Linked DNA regions of Homo sapiens: region 1 is linked to region 2. The links are chromatin contacts, found by Hi-C in ENCODE. All regions are on one chromosome and are shown on one strand. Each heading gives the region's core, a stretch centred on a gene start or an enhancer-like site at or near the end of the contact. The rest is flanking DNA. Distances are from core to core; before and after follow the strand shown.

Region 1 (7,561 bases), core at 483-2,982, 2.4 Mb after region 2:
AAAAAAAACTTTAGAACTGGGTGCAGTGGCTCATGCCTGTAATCCCAGCCAGCACTTTGGGAGGCTGAGATGGGAAGATCACTTGAGCCCAGAATTAGAGATAAGCCTATGGAAACATAGCAAGACACTGTCTCTACAGGGGAAAAAAAAAAAAGAAACTGAGCCTTAAAGAGATGAAATAAATTAAGCAGTAGATCCAGGATGCAAAATCCTCCCAATTCCTGTGCATGTGCTCTTATTGTAAGGTGCCAAGAAAAACTGATTTAAGTTACAGCCCTTGTTTAAGGGGCACTGTTTCTTGTTTTTGCACTGAATCAAGTCTAACCCCAACAGCCACATCCTCCTATACCTAGACATCTCATCTCAGGAAGTGGTGGTGGGGGTAGTCAGAAGGAAAAATAACTGGACATCTTTGTGTAAACCATAATCCACATGTGCCGTAAATGATCTTCACTCCTTATCCGAGGGCAAATTCACAAGGATCCCCAAGATCCACTTTTAGAAGCCATTCTCATCCAGCAGTGAGAAGCTTCCAGGTAGGACAGAAAAAAGATCCAGCTTCAGCTGCACACCTCTGTCCCCTTGGATGGGGAACTAAGGGAAAACGTCTGTTGTATCACTGAAGTTTTTTGTTTTGTTTTTATACGTGTCTGAATAAAAATGCCAAAGTTTTTTTTCAGCTTCCTGTCTGTCAAATGAAGACATTTCGTATGTTAGATAAGAGATCTGCTCCTCAGCAGTGGATACTCACCTTTCTGTGTTCTGACAGTGCTACTCTGTCCCATGCAGCTTTCTCTAGTCCTACTATTACTTCTATTTCTTTAGAACAACCATAGCGCATAGTCCTTTTCATTAAGGGTTTTAGTAGGAATCTACAAGGCAACCAATTGGGAATAACAAAAAGAACCTACGTGCTTTAGGACTTATAAAAAGCCCTATAAGCCCTCCTTCAGAGGCCAAACACTGAAACCTCCAGATGCTTCTGAATTCATTATCTTAGAAAAGTCATCAAATCTTTTTATTTTTTCACGGTAAGAACTCTCAACAAACATGTCTTTCTGAACACTTCCCTTAGGTGCTCCATCCAGGTGCCTGTTATTGGAACAATAAAGTCATGTTACTTCATTAGGAGTCCGGCCTCTAGATTGCGAGGCCTTTAAATGGATGATCCCTCCGGTGTCTGGCTGCCCAGTTAGCCCCCGTTACCAGCACCCTTGGTCTTCTTCCACCTGTCTGCCCCTCCCTGTTCTCCCAGCTTCGGAGGACGACTGGACCGGCTGGGCGGGTTTCGCCAGCCGACCCAGGGATCCGAAGAAGGGCGCACCCAGCCTCCCCGACCTAGGTGTAGACACTGCCCACCCGCTGCGGCTCCACTCTACTCCACCCCTGCCCGCTCGACTTTAAACCTATTTCCCCGCCGTAGCTCCGCCCCTCTCCCCTCAGCCCGCCCCTCTCTGTTACTGGCTCTCGCTCAGCGTTCTCGGTGGAAGTGGTTTTTCCGGGAGAGACCACGCTTCCCCTCAAGCTCCCCAACGGCTCCGCCTTCCCGCCGGAGCCTGACCCTTCCCAGAGTGCCCGGCGATTCCGGCGTGCGAGGCCCTTGGAGGGCAAGGCCCCAGGGCCTGGCTTAGGAGCGCGAGAGGCAGGCTGGGAATTGTAGTTCGAAGGCCCTCGAGAGCGGCTAGAGTCTGGCGGCCGAGAGGACTAGTTGTCCCAGCGTGCCCTGCGCCTCAGCCCGCGCGCTCGCAGCTTCTCGCTCTCGCCTGCCTGCCCGCTCCCTTGCTTGCTCGCGCTTTCGCTCGCCCTCTCCTCGAGGATCGAGGGGACTCTGACCACAGCCTGTGGCTGGGAAGGGAGACAGAGGCGGCGGCGGCTCAGGGGAAACGAGGCTGCAGTGGTGGTAGTAGGAAGATGTCGGGCGAGGACGAGCAACAGGAGCAAACTATCGCTGAGGACCTGGTCGTGACCAAGTATAAGATGGGGGGCGACATCGCCAACAGTGAGTGCGGCCTCGGGGGTCGGGGAATCAAGGCTGATAGGGAAAGGTAACAGGCTGGCCCGGAAGGGGCTGGAGCGGAGGGGTCATGCGGACTGAGCTACTGAGGGGCCCGCACCGGTCCGCTGGGCACGGCGTGGTGGGAAGACCCGGTGTCGCGCCTGGGACCTGAGCGGGCAGGCCCAGGCTGAAGTCTATGGAGGTGCGGGTCGGCGACCAGGATGAGCGCAGAGAGGGGACCCTGGCAGGCTCCGACCCGAGGCCGTTTGTTAGGAGGCAAGACGTGTTTTCTCTTGTTCCTATCCTTCATTCCCGATTATTGCTTCCTCTGATTCTGGCAGCGGCGAGGCCACCTCGAAAAGGAAGCGCCCAGCTATTGGCGACAGAAGTGCCCCTCTGTTTTTGTAGCGTCTCCGGGGCGTCAGGAGCCAAGCCGGCACGTGTTGCTGGGTCCCATTGCGGATGGCTGGCCCCCTTCTTACTCCGCTAGTGTCCCTGACACCAGCTTCCCCACCACCAGCTTCCCCACCACGTGCTTTGCTGGAGCCTTTCCTTCTTTACTTCAGCTCTTACCCTGGTGGGGGCCCCCTTCTACCTTGGGCCAGCTAAGGAGACCGTTGGAGAGCACTCCTGGAGCTTCTAATGCAAGTCTTGGAGATATATATGGCTTTTCTTGAAGTTACTCATTACTACCACCTTTCCAATCTGTGCAGATAGTCTTAGTTAGCATTCACATTTGTTGTTCTCAGTGACTTGACAACTCAAATGTTTTGGGGTCTCCGTCTTATCCCAACTAGGCAAGCTTGTGAACATTACTGGAAAAGGGAGGACTGATTTTAGGATTTTCACAAGTCATCCTTACTCCAGGTGTGCTCTGACGATCTCAGCAGTTGCCTGTCACTCTAGGCAGATGCCACTTTCTCTTTTCTCTCTTTCCAGTTAGCCTTTCCATTTTATTCCAGTTAGGGAGATACAAACTGCTTGTCATTGTGCTTTTAAATGGTTTTAACAGCAAAGATGGTGGGGAACAGGTATTTAGGATGCCTCCCGTCCTGTGGGTGAAAATCTGAGTTTTACCAGCTTTCAAAGAATCACCAAAACTGAGATACCAAAAGTCAAACCTGTGCTTTATATCACAGTGGACATTTAGTATCGTACCCTGGTTTTTGGTGCCTTTTAGTATTTGAGATACTAGTGGTTTGAATCAGAAAATCTCTTACAGTTTATAACTTTGGCCTCATATTTCTTTTAGATAAGCCATGATCCCCCGAAATGAAACCCAGGGACCTTAGATTAAGTTTCCTTGGCTTATGCACTTGTTTATGAGGAAATAAGTCTATATAGATTGAGATTCCTAACACCTAATTAGAGTGTCTGAGAAAGGAATGCGGTAACATTTAACAGTGCATCGGCTTCGAGTCAGCAATTCTGTCTACCTTCTTGTCCCTGATGCCTATAAATTTCATCTAGTCTTTGCGTGTATGTGGGGATACCATGGCAAGAACCCTCTGAAGTTCATAACTCTGTCCTGTCACACCAAAGGTAGCATCTTTGGAAAGTCTGAGGCCTTGCCTAGGGAGATGGATTGTATATACCCAGTTGTCACATAATGTAAGGAAGAGAAGGGAATGTTGACCTTTCAGCCTCAGGGCAATGGCACCAGGGAGTATTATGGAAACTCTTAAATTCAACTTCCAGGTATTCCTTGGGTGGTAACTAGACAATGAATACATACAAGGCTGACATGATGGGATTCTGTCCTCAGGGGTACTTCGGTCCTTGGTGGAAGCATCTAGCTCAGGTGTGTCGGTACTGAGCCTGTGTGAGAAAGGTGATGCCATGATTATGGAAGAAACAGGGAAAATCTTCAAGAAAGAAAAGGAAATGAAGAAAGGTAAAAAAAAAAAATCCCTCACTAATTTTCCGTTTGACCCTTATTTGGTCCTATATGTTTTTATTTTTTTCACTGTAATGACGCAGTCCCCACCCCAGCTCTGGCTGAGGTATTTGGAAATTTGGAATGGCAAGTGGGATACAAGCAGTTTCCTACCTAATCCAAACTGATGAAACTTAAGCAAGACCCTGAAAAAATCCTTCTACATTTCTGAAGGGCACTAGGGCTCCCGGGAGACAGCAAGGCAGTAGGCTGATGATTCTTTCTTTACAGGTATTGCTTTTCCCACCAGCATTTCGGTAAATAACTGTGTATGTCACTTCTCCCCTTTGAAGAGCGACCAGGATTATATTCTCAAGGAAGGTGACTTGGTAAAAATGTAAGGTTAAACCGTTTTAAAGCATTTTTCTTTTTTTAAAGCATTTACAAAATGCCAGTTCCTAATGCAGTACTCTGATCTTGCCTTTCAGTGACCTTGGGGTCCATGTGGATGGCTTCATCGCTAATGTAGCTCACACTTTTGTGGTTGATGTAGCTCAGGTAGGTGGCCTGCTTTTGATCTCTGTTTAGCCTTGGGGTAGAGGGAATGCACTGCCATTTGCTTCTTATCCCCACCCCCAATCACCACGTAAGTTGAGAGAGTCTCTAGAGAAGCAAAAGGAGAAAGGTTTTTGTTGTTGTTGTTGTTTTTACCCTCCTGTTCATTGGCTGGTCTTCGCATATGGGCTCACAGATATTAACCAGATAGCCAGCTGAGTTAACAGACTTTCCAGGAAGATACTGATTGCATGTCCTTATCTACAGGGGACCCAAGTAACAGGGAGGAAAGCAGATGTTATTAAGGCAGCTCACCTTTGTGCTGAAGCTGCCCTACGCCTGGTCAAACCTGGAAATCAGGTAAGCTATTTTATCCAATTCCAAAGCTCGTTTGAACCAAAGATGCATTAGGCACCTATAGCTACTCTATATGAAACTACCAACCTCCCCTACAGACCCCTTATAAAACAGCTTTTTAAAATTAGCTATATTTAGCTGGGCACAGTGACTCACATCTGTAATCCCATCACTTTGGGGGGCCAAGGTAGGAGGATAGCTTGAGGCTGGGAGTTCAAGACCAGCCTGGGAAACATGGTGAAACCCCATTTCTACAAAAAATACAAAAATTAGCTGGGCGTGGTAACATGTGCCTGTATTCCCAGCTTCCAGGGAGGCTGAGGTGGGAGAATCACCTGAGCCTGGGAGATTGAGGCTGTGCTGAGCTATGATCATGCCACTGCACTCCAGCCTGGGCAACAATGAAACCCTGTCTCACAAAAGAAAAAGGAAAAATAAGCATTTGCTGTCCCCACAAAACAGATTAGAATGCCAGGTAAAAAAGGATAAACACTGGACTTAATATTATAGGCATGTGGTGGCACATGCCTGTAATCCCAGCACTTTGGGAGGCCAAGGTGGGAGGATTGCTTGAACCCAGGCATTTGAGACCAGCTTGGGAAACATAGCGAGACCCGTCTACAAAAAGAAAAAAGAAAACCCAGGTTTATGACCAAGTTCTTTCACTTAACACTCATTTAACCTGGGGCAAATCATTTAACCTGAGACTCAGTTTCCTTGTCTTCTAGATTGGGATATACATCTGCCCTGTTCACATGCAAAATTTATTGAGTTAGACCATCTTTGTGAAAGCACTGGGTAAAATGATATGCAGTTACAGCTGGTCCTCAGCTTGATGCTACATTCAGTAGAAGCTATACTTTGAGTACCCATACAACCATTCTGTTTTTCATTTTCCATATAGTATTTAGTAAATTACATGAGATATTCAACACTAATATAAAATAGGCATGTGTTAGATAATTCTGCCCAACTGTAGGATAATGTTTTTTAAGTGCTCTGAGCACATTTAACATAGGCTAGGCTGTGATGTTAGGTAGGTTAGGGGTATTAAATGCATTTTTGACTTAGTGATATTTTCAACTTATGAGTTTTTTGGAGATGTAACCCCATTGCAAGTTGGGGAGCATCTGTATAAAGTATTTTTAGATTGTAGGGATAATCAAGCTATGAAATGAAAAACCAGTGAATGACAATCATTGGGGCTTGATGGAGGATATTAGAACGCTCAGTTCTGCCAGGTGCAATGGCTCATGCCTGTAATCCCAGCACTTTGGGAGGCTGAGGTGGGCAGATCACGAGGTCAGGAGATCGAGACCATCCTGGCCAACATGGTGAAACCCCGTCTCTTCTAAAAATACAAAAATTAGCTGGGCGTGGTGTTGCGTGCCTGTAATCCCAGCTACTCAGGAGGCTGAGGCAGGAGAATAGCTTGAACCCGGGAGGCAGAGATTGCAGTGAGCCAAGATCACGCCACTGCACTCCAGCCTGGTGACAAAGCCAGACTCCATCTCAAAAAAAAAAAAAAAAACGCTCAGTTCTTTTATGCTTCTTATTCTCATTGTAGAGAACTTATTAGCTCCTGATATCTCACCTTTCATTTGATGTTGTACTTCTAGAACACACAAGTGACAGAAGCCTGGAACAAAGTTGCCCACTCATTTAACTGCACGCCAATAGAAGGTGAGAACAGATAACAGGGTTGAGGGTCTAAGAATGAGTGGCTTTGCCAGGTGCGGTGGCTCACGCCTGTAATCCCAGAACTTTGGGAGGCTGAGGTGGGCGGATCACCTGAGGTCAGGAGTTTGAGACTAGCCTGGCCAACATGGTGAAACCCCGTCTCTACTAAAAATATAAAAATTAGCTGGGCGTGGTGGTGGGTGCCTGTAATCCCAGCTACTTGGGAGGCTAAGGCGAGATAATCGCTTGAACCCGGGAGGAGGAGGTTGCAGTGAGCCAAGATTGCGCCACTGCACTCCAGTCTGGGCAATAAGAGCGAAACTCCATCTCCTCCATCTCAAAAAAAAAAAAAAAAAGAATGAGTGGCTTTGCAGAATTGAGGCTTTTGCTCCCTTGAAGATCTATCCTGGCTATAACCCAGTCTAAGCCAGAAATCTCAGAGCCCTGTGTTTCCATAACCAGGTAGTTGTCTCACTGCCTACCACTTCAAACTACTGAAGTGGGTGGATTTGGAAACCTTTTGGGATACTGGATAGCTTGTTCCATAGGTTGTGTACTATCTACAGGTATGCTGTCACACCAGTTGAAGCAGCATGTCATCGATGGAGAAAAAACCATTATCCAGAATCCCACAGACCAGCAGAAGTAGGTGCCAACCCTACTTATTACCTTCTACCACACAAGACTAGTCATCAGGTTTTTTTCTATACTCCCAACTGAATCTTGTCCGCCCTCTACTCCATGTTTTCAGGAGTGACCTGTTGCTCTTAATATTCCCTTTCTCTAGGCCGGGCGCGGTGGCTCACGCCTGTAATCCCAGCACTTTGGGAGGCTGAGGCGGGTGGATCACCTGAGGTCACGAGTTCAGAACCAGCCTAACCAACATGGCGAAACCCTGTCTCTACTAAAAACTACAAAAATGAGCCAGGCCTGGTGGTTTGTGCCTATAGTCCCAGCTACTTGGGAGGCTGAGGCAGGAGAGTTGCTTGGACCCGGGAGGTGGAGGTTGCAGTGAGCTGAGATTGTGCCACTGCACTCCAGCCTGGGTGACAGAATGAGACTCTGTGTCAAAAAAAAAAAAAAATTCCTTTCTCTCT
Region 2 (7,341 bases), core at 2,597-5,096:
GCCTTGGGGACAACCAGCAGGATGTCAGAGCCCCCATCAGCCTCCTCCAGGGTCACCAGTTCATCCATGGGCCTTGGCTCTCGGAACTGGAAAGGGGGGCTCTGCCCACACACCTGGCCCTGGCGGTTCACATATCGGAACTGGTAGAGCTGAGCTCCTGGTTTGGGCAGGTAGCTGGCTGTGGGAAGAAGAATGGACCCAGGACCCCAATAATCCACTGTCCTTGGCCCCAGCCCCTTGCTCGGTGTTCCATATACTGTTTCTTCTCTTCTCCACCTCCCACAGGCCATACTCTTCTCCCTCCTTTCTGCCTGTCCCTCTCCTTCCTTTCTTTCCCAAACCCACTGCCCCTCTATCATAATCATAATAATGCTAGTTACCATGTAGTGAGTGCGTACCATGTACCAGACACTGTGGTAACACTTTTTATTTTATTTTATCTTGAGACAGAGTCTTGCTCCATCGCCCAGGCTGGAGTGCAGTGGCGCGATCTTGGCTTGTTGCAACCTCTGCCTCCCGGGTTCAAGAGATTCTCCTGCCTCAGCCTTGTGAGTAGCTGGGACTACAGGCATGCACCACCACGCCTGGCCTGCAGCTTTCATTTTAAATCCTCGTAATGTCCCTATAAGCCAGGCATCCCCTTTTACTGTTAAGATAACCGACACAGGGAGGTTATGTAATTTGCCCAAGGCCAAACAGCTTGTAAGTGTTAGAGGTGAGATTTGAACCCAGGTCTTTCCCTCTTCTCACCACATAATTCTACCTTTCCCTCTTCCTTACTCCCCCATTTTTCCTTCTTTGGGTAGGACAGGGGACTAGATGCCCTCTGAAGTTCCTTCTGTTTCTATGTCCCTGATTCTGCGATAATCCCGTGATTCTCTATCCGCTGAGCGCTGTTGGATATATTCTCATTATATTTATTTTCGTTTATTTTTCCTTGTCCTTTGTGCCTAACTTTTAATGTTTCTGAGCCCACTACCTTCTTTCAAACCTCCACTCCCTTGGCTCCTCTCTCCCAATTTTCCATCTTCCCTTGTACCTTGGAACTGGACACTGGTGTGAATGGGGGAACCATCAGTTGTACTTTCAGGCACGGAAGACCACACAAATGTGTGGTAATCCCGAACACAGGCAGCCTCCACCTGTGAAAGCCCAAGGTTGGAGAAAGGTATGGTCATGGAACTACCTTCTATGGATGGAAGAAAGGGCTGAGGGGTTGAATAAGGGGGGCAGGATGGAGCTACAGTGGCAACAATGACAAGAGAAAGGGAAAGTGGAGGGACACTAATGTGTCAGTAAAGAACAAGGCTAAGATGGAGAAAATATGTGCTTTGGTTATACAGGCGGCCTCTGTCATCTGTGACATCTTTCTCTCTTCTTCTCTATCAACCTGAGGTTGAGAATCCAAGAGCCCAATCATTCCCCTTATTCCAACCAACTCACAGCCCATAAACCTAAGCCAAAAGGGGTTCCAGAGATACCTTGAAGATGCCAATCCAGTCACTGGCACTGGGCATGGTGCCTGGGGGAAGGGTGTAGTGACATTCCACCTTGGTGTTGGGGATGTAGGTCCGGGCTACATTGAGAAAGTTGACTCCACCACGGGATGGTGCCCGGCTTAGTGGTGATTCTTCCATCCTGGCCTTGAGATATCTGTCCTCCTATGAAAGAAAGGGTTGATAGCCTAAAGTCTTTCCAGTCCACCTCCTTCCCCCCACAGCTCCAGCACCACACACTCACAGCCCCTGCCACTACACCTGGAGATAAGGCATACCTGGTTTCTAGTCCCTGAGGGTTACGGGACATTTTTGAGGTATCACTCTTAGTCTCTAGGACGTAGGTCTGGCCTTCCAAGTCCGTCCCCATCCTGTCTCACACTGTACCCGCTCTGGCTCATAGACCCTTCTGAGGGTTCAGACTTCTCTAATTTTGCTCCCAAAAGGACACTGACGGGGACAGAGCCTGGGATACTGCGACTTGGTCGACAGCCTCCATTTCTCCATCCCATCTCCCACACATCCTGGCTCTTGAATACAAAATCCAACTGAGGTGTGGGGCCCTCTCATTGAGAGAGGTGTCCTTACCTACTCCTAAGCTTGTTGACCCAGCTGTATCCAGGAATGAGTTATGACATCAGAAAGCAGCAACTAATCTCTGAAAGGAATGGTTGAGTTTTCAGAGCTAGAATATGGCTGGGGGTCGAGGGGAACTGAGCCCAAATCCTTAGGCTCCTGAGCTCTCAGCTCTTTTCATCTCTCTGAGCTGCCTACCCCCATGAATTCTAGGGAAGCAGAAAGCTTCTGCTGGCATCCAAGAGACAAAGGGAAGGGGAGGATATAAGGAAAGACAGGTTCTGTCCCTTGACTTATTATTCCAGGAAGTCAAGAATTCTGGAGGCGGCAACTTCAAGGGTGGAGTGAGGCGCTTAGCAGGAACGTGGTGGGGGTGGGGAGATGGAATGTGGGGGCCTGGAGCCAGGAAAGCCCCACCCCAGGGCAGGGAACAGACTAGAAAGTGGGAAGTAAGGGGCCCCAAGAAGTGGAAATGTATATTTAACGTTGAGGAAAGGGGAGATAGTTCAAAAAGAACCTAACATTCTTCTCTCCAGACTGTGCCTGCAGCAGGACTAGAAACCTACTGGTTTCACTTTAGTATTTCTCTCCTCATTTTCTCTCTGCTCCCCTCAGCCTCCATCCTTCCATCTGTTTGTATTGGTAGCTGGAGACACACTACAGGATGGGGTTGAGAGGAAGGGGTGTTCCAAGTTAGCTGGGGAGAGTTAATTGGAAAATATGAGGGTGGGGTGAGGACAGATAACAATAATAACGATCAAAAGAACTCCTCAGTCCAGGGCTGTGAGATGGCCCTCTTATTCATCACTCCTTTCCAGCCCACTAATCTATTTCCTGTGTCACTCACAGCTGACATGTCCAACCAGCCATTGTCACTAGTCATATGCACGCCCCCAAACATCACAAACCCACACCAGGCTGAAGTCCAGGGGACAGGAACTTTAAAAGAAAACAGAAACTCAGTGGATAAAGGTGAGCCAGCAACACAAAAAGGAGCAACTTCTGTCCCCCAAATAGGTAGAACAAAAAGTTTTTTTTAATGTTCATCTCCCTGAAAAATTCCTGGTTGAAACTAATCCATGTTTTCTCCAAATGCAATTCTTCCAGCTTTCTAAGGGTGGGGGTAAATTGTCCCCAAAGATATACCTGGAGAACCCTAAAATACACCCCACAAAGAAAATCCGTAACAGCTGTAAACGTTCTTCATGTCCGAAAGAAAGTTTTGGGCACCTAAGATGTAGGTGTGTAGCCTGATTCAGATGTTCACATGATGGGGCGGAGAGCGGGTGTCCCATCCCCTACTCTGTAGGGCTCTAGAGTTCCTTGACATTCTACACCTTGGAAGGTCCCCCTTCCTCCCCAGGGATTCAGCGTCGTAAAGGCCTTTGGATTTGCGTAGGGGAGAGAGGGAAGACGTGTAGGGGACACGTCTTGCCTGGGAGCGAATAAGCAGATTTCAGCTCCCTTGAAGGGATCAGCTTTATAGAGACGCATTGAGAAGAAGGAGAGGACGACGAGGGGGCGCCCCCCACCCCCAATCAGAGTCCCCTTGAAACCAAGAACTCCCCAAACAGCGGGGGTGGCTTCTCCAGTACGGAAAGGGTTACAACCCAAACGCTCCTGTATTCCCCTTCGACAGTTCCCTTACGTTATCCTTCCCCAAACTGGAAAGTGGGGTGACCCTCCCCTCCCATAAGATCGCCCCCAATTAGGCCAAGTTTCTTACCCAACAGACGGATCAGCTGTTCCCCTCACCTTTCACCAACAACAAAAACAGCACTCCGACTTCTGGAGGGGAGGGAGAAGAGTGGGCGCGAGGGCTTCTGGGGTTTGTGGTTCTTCTGCGCCCTTTTGCCGCTGCGTGCTCGGATCTAGGACTATACATCCCAGAAGGCTGCGCGCAAGGAGGGCGGGGAAGAGGGCGTCCGTGACGGCGGCCTCACCGCGGCATCCTGGGAGGCGTAGTTCTCACTCCTATGACAGAAAACGAGGGTGTGGCCAGCAAAGGACTTCAAGGCCCATGATCCCTTAGGAGGGGGCCGGCTGCATTAGGGGTGGCTGCTGGTTTGTAACGTGCGTTGTTGGGGGCTGGGGAGGATTTACGGCTCTAAAGCCTTCCATATAACGCTTTAACGGTGGGCAGAGCGGTTTCTGTTGCGTCCCGTCCTGTACTTTTCGCACCCACCTGTGAGATAGGCGTTAAGCGTTATGCACGCTTTATAGATGTAGAAAGTGAAGTACGGTTAAGGAGGCGGTGTGAAGTGTCAAAGCTATGAAATGTAGAACTGCATTAGCCTTGGCTAATTCCACGTCATATATTCTTGCCACTACACCACAGCTACCCACCATTTTGGGGATGGGAAACTGATAGCTGGGGTATAGCAGTTTCTTCTTTACTTCAATCTCAGGGACAGACCTTGTAAGAATGATGTCTTCTGCACAGCTGACCATTTTTTTCCAACTTGAGGATTTCAGTGCTAAGGGGCCTGACCATATCCACATCTGGACTGGGCTCCCCCAGAGTGGCTTCTGGGTCTAGGAAGAGGATACAATTGACTGAGGTGGTGGTAGGAGCGGTGGAATGAGAAGAATGAAATTGAAAAGGGAGCTTGGCATAATTCAGGACCTGTCACAATTCACAAACAAGCCACTTATGGGGCCTGTTTGCCCAAGCCTTTTAAGTGGCTTAAATTAATTAGGATAACAATACATGTTGACGTTCCGGTTTTTATTTAGGAGAGGTGAAAGATTGACACGTCTCCCACACCCCAAGTCACGTTATAGACTTGGGCATCCTGTCCCCCCTCTCGCTATTCTCCATCCCTGTAGTCGGAGGCATTCAGAATTACCTCTTTCTCTGGCTCTGCATTAAAGGATTACAGTCTTAAGGATTGATTTCCTCTTCCTAGGTGCCTGCTTTAATTCTCTACTGCACTAAGTTATGGAGCTTCTGCCTTTTCCAAGTTTTTTGGTAGTGTTTTGCTTTTATGACTGAATGCGGTGTCTGCCCTCAGTGTCTTTCATCTGAAGATCTCCAGGCACTTAAAAATTAGTTACTGGGCTGCACAAACATTAAGGTGATGTGTCTGTGTCATTAGTCAGGATTTATGAGTTAGGGAACCAGTTTCTGGATGAGGAGGTAGCTCAAGGTCTGGAGTGGGTTAAGAGTGAGGTCTGTTCAAGGACCCAAGTCTCAAGAGTTCTTGGCTCTTGTCTTCCGCCCAAAATAAAGGTCTACGAGAAAACAGTCTCGGAGCTAAAAATGGTAACAACTTCCATTTCTTGGGTGCTTATGATCTGTTCAAACTATGCTAAGAATTTTCCCATTTAATACAACAGGCTTATGTAATACGCCTTGTTATTATCCCCATTTTACACATGATGAGATTGAGGCACAATTAATGACTTGCCTGGAGTCATCCAGCTAGTGAGTGGCAGAATCAAGATTTAAGCACAAGCAGTCACCATACTCCCAGTCCAGAAACTCTGGCATGTGATACTAACTCCCATTGTTCTAAGGAACAGTGCTGGTTCATTAACAGGAGACAAATGTTCACTGAGCATTTATGTGCTCAGTGCAAGGCACAAAGTAATGTGAAACAGATTCATTCAACAAATATGTGGCAGGTACTATGCTAGGTATTCAGTTACTTTTATTGAAAGAATGAATAGTAAATATTCATTATTTTAAAATAATATATGTAATTCATTATTTTAAAATAATAAATGTAATTCATTATTTTAATTATAGTCATTACTTTCAAATATTCAAGTATTTGAAGGATAGATTAAATTTGGATAGTTTGGCAAGATGGGGACTGGGGAGGGTAAGCTTCTTCTAGGCCAAAGCAAAGATTTGGAGGTGGGAATGGATAATGAGCCTAGAGTCACATAATAGCACATCAATTTCAACCTTTATTTATGTATTTAGGCAAACTCAGATTATTGGTAATGTCTGCCTGAAATGTTGTGTTGAGGATTCTGAGGAAAGAGTGCTGGGTAGTAATGTCTGCCATGTACTCCAGATGGAAAATGGCAGTTGTAGTGGATGGACTAATTGTTTGAAATTATTTCCTCTCTCATTCCTGCCCACTGCCATGTGACTTGCAGTATCTCCTGTAGAAGGAATAGATGTCTCATGTCATTGACTTTGGGCTTTGTCATGTTTCATAATTTGGCTGATGGGATGTGAACAGATGTGACTCATGCCATGTTTGAACACATGAGTTTCCACTTTCTTGTTCTTCTCTGCCACTAGAATGGGAATAATCCACATGAGAGTTGCTCCTTCTGCCTGGGCCTGGGAATGAGAAGACCTGTGGAGCTGAGCTACTGCTTACCCACAACCTGCATATACATAAATCAGAAGCCAGCACTGGTTGTTGTGAGTCGCTTAGATTTTGGGGTAGGTTGTGATTGCAGCAAAGCTGAATAAAAGCTACAGTTGGAGGCCAGGCGTGGTAGCTTGCTCCTGTAATCCCAGCACTTTGGGAGGCCAAGGTGGGCGGATCACTTGAGGTCAGGAGTTCAAGACCAGCCTGGCCAACTGGTGAAACCCCATCTCTACCAAAAATACAAAAATTAGCCAGGTATGGTGGCGCGTGCCTGTAATCCCGGCTACTTGGGAGGCTGAGGCAGGAGAATCGCTTGAACCCAGGAGGCAGAGGTTGCAGTGAGCCAGAATGGTACCACTGTTCTCCAGCCTGGGCAACAGAGTGACACTCTGTCTCAAAAAACAAAACAAACAACAACAACAACAACAACAACAACAAAAAGAAGCTACAGTTGGATAATTGGATAATGGAAGATAAAATTGGAAAGACAGACTTAAGCCAGAGTATAGAGAGTTTTGAATGTCAAGTGAGCCAGAGCCTATGTGTTTATCAGAACCTGTTTCTTTCTTTTTCTTGGACACACAGCTGTACCACATTTTTTTATTTTTTTATTTTTATTTTTTATTTTTTTATTTTTTTGAGACGGAGTCTTGCTCTGTCGCCCAGGCTGGAGTGCAGTGGCGCCATCTCAGCTCACTGCAAGCTCCGCCTCCCAGGTTCATGCCGTTCTCCTGCCTCAGCCTCCCAAGTAGCTGAGACTACAGGTGCCCGTCACCACACCTGGCTAATTTTTTTGTATTTTTGGTAGAGACGGGGTTTCACCGTGTTAGCCAGGATGGTCTCGATCTCCTGACCTCGTGATCCGCCCGCTTCGGCCTCCCAAAGTGCTGGGATTACAGGCAAGAGTCACCGCGCCCGGCCTAGCTATACCACAT

The links. A loop is a pair of places that touch in the nucleus more often than their neighbours do. Pooled maps may share reads with other maps.
Region 1: a loop to region 2 is called in a pooled map, with 10 times the contacts of the local background. The contact joins the promoter of PA2G4 here to the promoter of CALCOCO1 in region 2. A Hi-C loop is called at or near these places in 6 of 50 pooled maps.

The regions. Positions count from the first base shown.
Region 1 is chr12:56,102,827-56,110,387 of GRCh38, forward strand. PA2G4 (proliferation-associated 2G4) reads left to right here and starts at 1,733. Exons shown (of 13, transcript NM_006191.3): 1 at 1,733-1,999; 2 at 3,762-3,890; 3 at 4,164-4,269; 4 at 4,361-4,430; 5 at 4,695-4,787; 6 at 6,404-6,467; 7 at 7,031-7,109. The coding sequence starts at 1,912. It overlaps ERBB3 (erb-b2 receptor tyrosine kinase 3), which reads left to right. Exons shown (of 28, transcript NM_001982.4): 28 at 1-679. LOC105369782 (a long non-coding RNA gene) reads right to left here and starts at 1,593. Exons shown (of 2, transcript XR_944995.4): 1 at 1,462-1,593; 2 at 988-1,092. RefSeq lists enhancers at 1,428-1,777, 1,788-2,007.
Region 2 is chr12:53,723,606-53,730,946 of GRCh38, forward strand. It overlaps CALCOCO1 (calcium binding and coiled-coil domain 1), which reads right to left and starts at 3,847. Exons shown (of 15, transcript NM_020898.3): 1 at 3,799-3,847; 2 at 1,482-1,661; 3 at 1,040-1,142; 4 at 1-178. The coding sequence starts at 1,637. It overlaps LOC105369774 (a long non-coding RNA gene), which reads left to right and starts at 2,974. Exons shown (of 3, transcript XR_944973.3): 1 at 2,974-3,044; 2 at 6,331-6,477. RefSeq lists enhancers at 1,423-2,622, 3,940-3,999.